2 separate regions of the Homo sapiens genome follow, and region 2 is linked to region 1. A link is an interaction called in ENCODE POLR2A ChIA-PET data of the cell type or tissue named here. Cell type or tissue: PC-9. All regions are shown on one strand. Each heading gives the region's core, and the rest is flanking DNA. Links, peaks and the distances in the headings are about the cores only. Region 1 has its middle 6.1 kb from the start of IGFBP1. Region 2 has its middle 670 kb from the start of IGFBP3.

Region 1 (2,911 bases), core at 193-2,692:
GTAGAGGGGGAAAAATAGTAAACAAATACTTTAACAAATGCACTGCAGCTTGTGATTAATGCATGAAAGAAAGAAAAGAACATCAGGAAGGGGAGTATGGAATGATGCTTCAGATGGGATGGCCCACATAGTGACCAAAACTGGTGAGAGGAAGAGTTAGAGACAGATAAGAAAAGTCAGAGAGCCATAGACGAGGTCCATGCCGTAGCTCAAGGCCCCTCGGACTCCCTGGAGCCAACTGCACAACTGTGTGCTTCCGTGTGGTCTTTGGGAGTCGTCATCGACTCTAATGGGCCTTTGACCACCCAAAGGTTGAGGACCATTCTGGCCTCAGTTATATCTTCATGGCACTGTTCCTTCCTCCTATGACCCCTTCTCCATCCCTGGGGACCCACCATAAATGTCCTCACCTCTGCACAGCCTGATTTCAGTGCCCCCCTGTGCAATCCTGATGCTTGATCTCACATTGGGTTATACTCATGCTGAAGAGCTAAAATAAATGCCTATCTACGTACTTCTGTGTGTGTGTGTGTGTTGGGGTGTGTGTGTGTCTCACCTGGTTTAGTGAACAGGGGACAAGCACATAGATGTCCTTCTGTCCAGCACCACACAGGCACCAATAGGTGCCCCATGCCCATTTGATAAAGAACTATGAATCCAATTTCACAGGACACCTGGAATCAGAGCACCAAGAGCAGGGAGGGGTGGGGGAGCTAGTGTTTCATAAACGTTTACTATACTGGGCATACCTCATGCCAAGCCACACATGCCAAAGTTGCCAGTAGGTCTCATCACCACCAGCTGGAGATGAAGCCCCTTCTTCACCCGAATCAAAGCCTTTACCCTTCCTGCCATACCATACAGGCATTTTATGTAGGCTAGGGCCAAAAATGTCTGTATGTGCAGGGGCAACTGGGAGCATATTTTGGGAGGCAGGGATGAACAGTTGTTTGGGGTAAGTGTGGAAAGCTTTCAGTGCTAGACATGGAATTTGTATTCAATCAACTGAGCAAAAAAGGGTATTAAACCGGGGACCAGGAGACCTCCTGCCGCATTGCAAATTCTCTGTGCTGCAAAGAAAAGGAAACCACTATCAGTGATTCAGAAAAGGTGAGGGACACATAATCATAGCAGTCCCATTGTGTCACTCCAGGGGGTGCCTATGAATAGGGCCACACACGGCCTCTGCCAGCAATTTGATGGCACTTCAGAACACATCTGTCTTTTTCTTGTGGGAACCGCAAGAACAAATGTTGACCGTTGCACTCAACAACTCAACTCTGACAATTGTGTTAGCCCTTGAAGGGGAGGTCATGAAAGCTGGGAAGTATCAACAGCAGAACAGCTCTGGAGCAAGACCGTTTGTTTTTGTGCCTTAGATTTCTATGTCCTAGCATGTTGCATAAAGCCCCTGGCCTCAGTTTTTTCACCTGTAAGATGGGGATGATGGATTGCCTGGTACAAGAAAGCACTGCATGAACAGGAGCTATTGTCATCCTGAGCAGCACGGTGGCTCGTTCCTGCCAACGGCAGAGGCTGGGACCTCTGGGGTGGTGCAGTCACACGGGTGCTTCCATCATCTGCTCTTCCCAATCCTGCCTTCGTGCAGTGTGCTGCTTACTCACCAGCAGCTGAAAATTGGGCAATCCATGCTCTGAAAAACAATACAAGAGTCAAGGGCAAAGTCAAACTTTCAAAGGGAAGAAATGCTGCAATCCAGGGACACCTCAGAAAGGAAGTTGTTTTTAACACGGGGAAAAAAAACAAAGTGATGTTTTGCTTATGTTCCATGATCAACACAGGGGATGATGTAAATCTGTGCAAAGGCCCGACGTGCTGCCCTTATCTCCCAAGCTGATGAAGGACACTGCTTGGCAAACTGATGGGAAAGTTTGAAAAAATAGCTCTCGCCCACACTCCCCACTAATCAAAGTGGAAAAGTCACCTAGCTCTTGTCACGTCAACAAAACCCAGTTTCTAAACACAGGAGGAGCACAGATGTGTCCAGGCCAAAGCCCAAGGGACCCTGTCAGAAGACCAGGGTCTGAATCTCAGTGTTGGCGATGGAAGCGAGGCCATCCCGAAGCATTTGCATTCAGGGTGCAGTGGGTTGGGTGAAAGAGGGCAGGTATCAAGTGCCAAACATAGGGCAGGTGCTCTTCGTCTTCATTCTGTTATGCTCTCCCCGCATCAAGGCTGCTCAGGTGACAGACCCCTCCTAATTTCTCACCTCTGGTAAAGGGGGGTGGGTTAGACCACGGTCACTCACTAATTGGCATTTCTACCTAGATGAGTAGAAAGGCCCATCCCCAGGCCCTACACCAACCCCAGACTCCGGCCTCTGGGGGCGCATCCCACACTCTGTTACTAGGCAAGCCGCCTAGGAGAATCTGTTGCATGCTCAAGTCTGAGGCCATGGGTTCACAAAGCACTTCTGGGCCCGCACTTGCACAAAACCACTCCATAAGAAGTGAGAGATTAGGGTAATGGACACATTTGAGGGAAGAAACAAAGAGGCAGAGCTATCATTGCTGCAGCTGGGTGGTGAGAGGGCCTGGGTGGTGGAGGGAAATGAGGACGAGCCACCAGGACACCAGAGCTCCCTGTTGCTCACTCCCAGGAGACACATGCATCTCATTCCCCCAAGAATCTTCGCCACCCATATAAAAACTAAGATGATTTGGTAGAAGATGACACTTACCCGGACCATGCATGGGCTTCAGGAAAGTCACGACTGTACTACGTTAGATGTGGTGTTGTTTGATTAACCCTGAATTCACTAGATGGTGGGAAGTGTCCATCACTTTGGTGAGGTGAAAATTCCCATACCAGTTTGGCCCCGTGAACTCATGCCATGACCCCCATGGGGATTCTGTCAGCAAGAAACCTCAATGTGCTTGTGAGGCCATCA
Region 2 (2,911 bases), core at 190-2,689, 710 kb before region 1:
CTCTTCTCAAGGATTATCTTTGTGGTGTTCTCTGTATTTCCTGAATTTGAGTGTTGACCTGTCTTGCTAGGTTAGTGAAGTTCTCCTGGATAATATACTGAAGAGTGTTTTCCAACTTGGTTCCATTCTCCTGTCATTTTCAGGTACACCAATCAAATGTAGATTTGGTCTTTTCATATAGTCCCATATTTATTGAAGGCTTTGTTCGCTTCTTTTTATTCTTTTTTCTCTAATCTTGTCTTCTTCTTTACTTCATTAAGTTGATCTTCAATCACTGATATCCTTTCTTCCACTTGATTAATTCGGCTATTGATACTTGTGTATTCTTCACGAAATTCTTGTACTGTGTTTTTCAGCTCCATCAAGTCACTTACGTTCTTTTCTACCTTGGTTATTCTAGTCACCAATTCGACTAACCTTTTTTCCAAGGTTTTTAGCTTCCTTGCATTGGGTTAGAGTATGCTCCTTTACCTCGGAGGTGTTTGTTATTTCCCACCTTCTGAAGCCTACTTCTGTCAGTTCGCCAAACTCATTCTCTCTCCAGTTTTGTTCCTTTTCTGGTGAGGAGTTGTAATCCTTTGGAGGAGGAGAAGCGTTCTTGTTTTTGGAATTTTCAGCCTTTTTGCACTGCTTTTTCCCCATCTTTGTGGATTTATCAACCTTTGGTCTTTGATGTTGGTGACCTTTGTATGGGGTTTTTGAGTGGACGTGCTAATGCTTTCTGTTTGTTTCTTTTCCTTCTAACAGTCAGGCCCCTCTGCTGCCAGTCTGCTGGAGTTTGCTGGAGGTCCACTCCCGACCCTGTTTGCCAGGGTATCTCCAGTGGAGGCTGCAGAGCAGCAAAGATTGCTGCCTGTTCTTTCCTCTGGAAGCTTCAACCCAGAGAGGCACTTGCCGGATGCCAGCCAGAGCTCTCCTATATGAAGTGTCTGTCGGCCTCTACTGGGAGTTGTCTCCCAGTCAGTCTACACAGGGATCAGGGACCCACTTGAGGAGGCAGTCTGACCCTTAGCAGAGCTTGAACGCTGTGCTGGGAGGTCTGCTGCTCTCTTCAGAGCCATCAGGCAGGGACATTTAAGTCTGCTATAAGCCCCTGACTGGGGCTGCTGCCTTTTTTACAGGGATGCCCTGTCCAGAGAGGAGAAAGCTGGCAGTCTGGCCACAGCAGCCTTGCTGAGCAGCAGTGGGCTCCACCCAGTTCAAACTTCCCAGAGGCTTTGTTTACACTGTGACCATAAAACCTCCTACTCAAGCCTCAGCAATGGCAGATGCCCCTACCCCCACCAAGCTCGAATATCCCAGGTGGATCTCAGATTGTTGCTGTGCTGGCAGCGAGAATTTCAAGCCAGTGGATCTTAGTTTCCTGGGCTCCGTGGGAGTGGGAGCCACCAAGCCAGACCACTTGGCTCCCTGGCTTCAGCACCCCTTTCCAGGGAAGTGAACAGTTCTGTCTCACTGGCATTCCAGGCACCACTGGGGTATGGAAAAAAAAAAAAAAGAGCTCCTGCAGCTGCTAGTTGGATATCTGCCCAATTAGCCACCCAGTTTTGTGCTTGAAACCCAGGGCCCTGGTGGGGTAGGCACCAGAGGGAATCTCCTGGTTTGTGGGTTGCGAATATGCTGGGACAAGCGCAGTACCTGTGCCAGAGTTCTTCAGGCTCAGACCCTCACGGCTTCCCTTGGGTAGGGGAGAAAATTCCCCAACCCCTTGCATTTCCTGGGTGAGGCAATGCCCTGCCCTGCTTTGGCTGGCCCTCCATGGGCTGCACCCACTGTCCAACCAGTCCGAGTGAGATGAACCAGGTACCTCAGTTGGAAATGCAGAAATCACCTGCCTTCTGCGAGGATCTTGCTGGGAGCTGCAGACCTGTGCCTATTTGGCCATCTTGAATCCTTAGAACTTTTTTTAGAACATTTTTTCTTTTTAAGTTCTTTTGGAACTGTCTATACCTTAATGTTTACACTTTTTCATGTCATCATTACCATTTATTTAATATTATATTAGGCAATTTTTTTTCTGATAAATTCAACCTATTTATACCCCCAATATGTTAGAATTCCATTTTCTTATTTCTTTTCTTTATTCTACTAATTTATTTTATTTTCCGAACTCTAATAACATTTGAGTCAATCTGTTTTCTTTCAAATTTTCAACTACATCTTCCTTATTTTCAAAATACAATAGTGAATCATTGTATTCATCAGAATGTGTAAAGTATTGCTGCAAATACAAACAAGTCCCAAATCTCAGTGGGCTGGAATAGTGTATAGAGCACACTAGACAAAAGTAATTGCATCTTAGAAAAGGACTCCATTTTATATTTCCCAGTTGACTTTACCAACAAGCATAAGATGGTTTGTTTAATAAACAACAACAAAAAAATTACTACCTCCAACCAGATAAAAACACAAACAAGCGTACTCTTCCACTATCAGTTCTCACCGGAGGAGTCTTTGGCTATAAAAGAACAAGCTGTCAGCAGCTCTAAACATTCCCCCCAACTGATAAATGTCCCTCTGTCACCTGTGATAAGAACTTGGCATCTGTCACTGAAGGCTGTGCCACCTCAAAGACTCTTCCTCGCAAGACCCAGGGGCTGGACCATCAGGCCCAGACCAGGACTCCTTTTGTCTTCTTCCTTCCCCCTGGGCTAGTTCGTTAACACTCTCTCCTATCTCTCTTTCTCTTGATGCTAAATGTTACTTTGCTTGTTGTGGAATGCTTAATCCCTAACATTTATATATTGATTCAGCATATTATTATGTATGGTTTGTAATATTGACTAACTTGTGGAGCATCTTGAACCTGTGTGCCCACACTTCTGACTGCTGAGTAAATGAGATGTAACAAGGAGAACTGCTTCCTTGGGAACTCCATGTGGCTCATGGCTTTTGTGATTGAATCACAATC

The links. ChIA-PET counts read pairs that join two places held together with the same protein. Peaks named below come from ENCODE experiments on the same cell type or tissue, not always from the same donor. Only the 100,000 strongest peaks of a DNase experiment are listed, where the experiment ranks them.
Region 2: POLR2A ChIA-PET joins it to region 1 with 10 read pairs; 2 of 35 experiments call an interaction of 5 or more read pairs at or near these places.

Annotation. Positions count from the first base shown.
Region 1 is chr7:45,880,911-45,883,821 of GRCh38, reverse strand. It overlaps a transcript of CCDC201 not described here. Among named protein-coding and RNA genes, the nearest start is that of IGFBP1, 6.1 kb to the left of the region's middle. In PC-9, for the core only: no CTCF peak of the experiment used is centred there; a DNase peak (open chromatin) is centred at 1,641; H3K27ac peaks cover 1,632 bases.
Region 2 is chr7:46,589,714-46,592,624 of GRCh38, reverse strand. No RefSeq gene overlaps it. Among named protein-coding and RNA genes, the nearest start is that of IGFBP3, 670 kb to the right of the region's middle. In PC-9, for the core only: no CTCF peak of the experiment used is centred there; a DNase peak (open chromatin) is centred at 1,234; H3K4me3 peaks cover 411 bases; H3K27ac peaks cover 639 bases.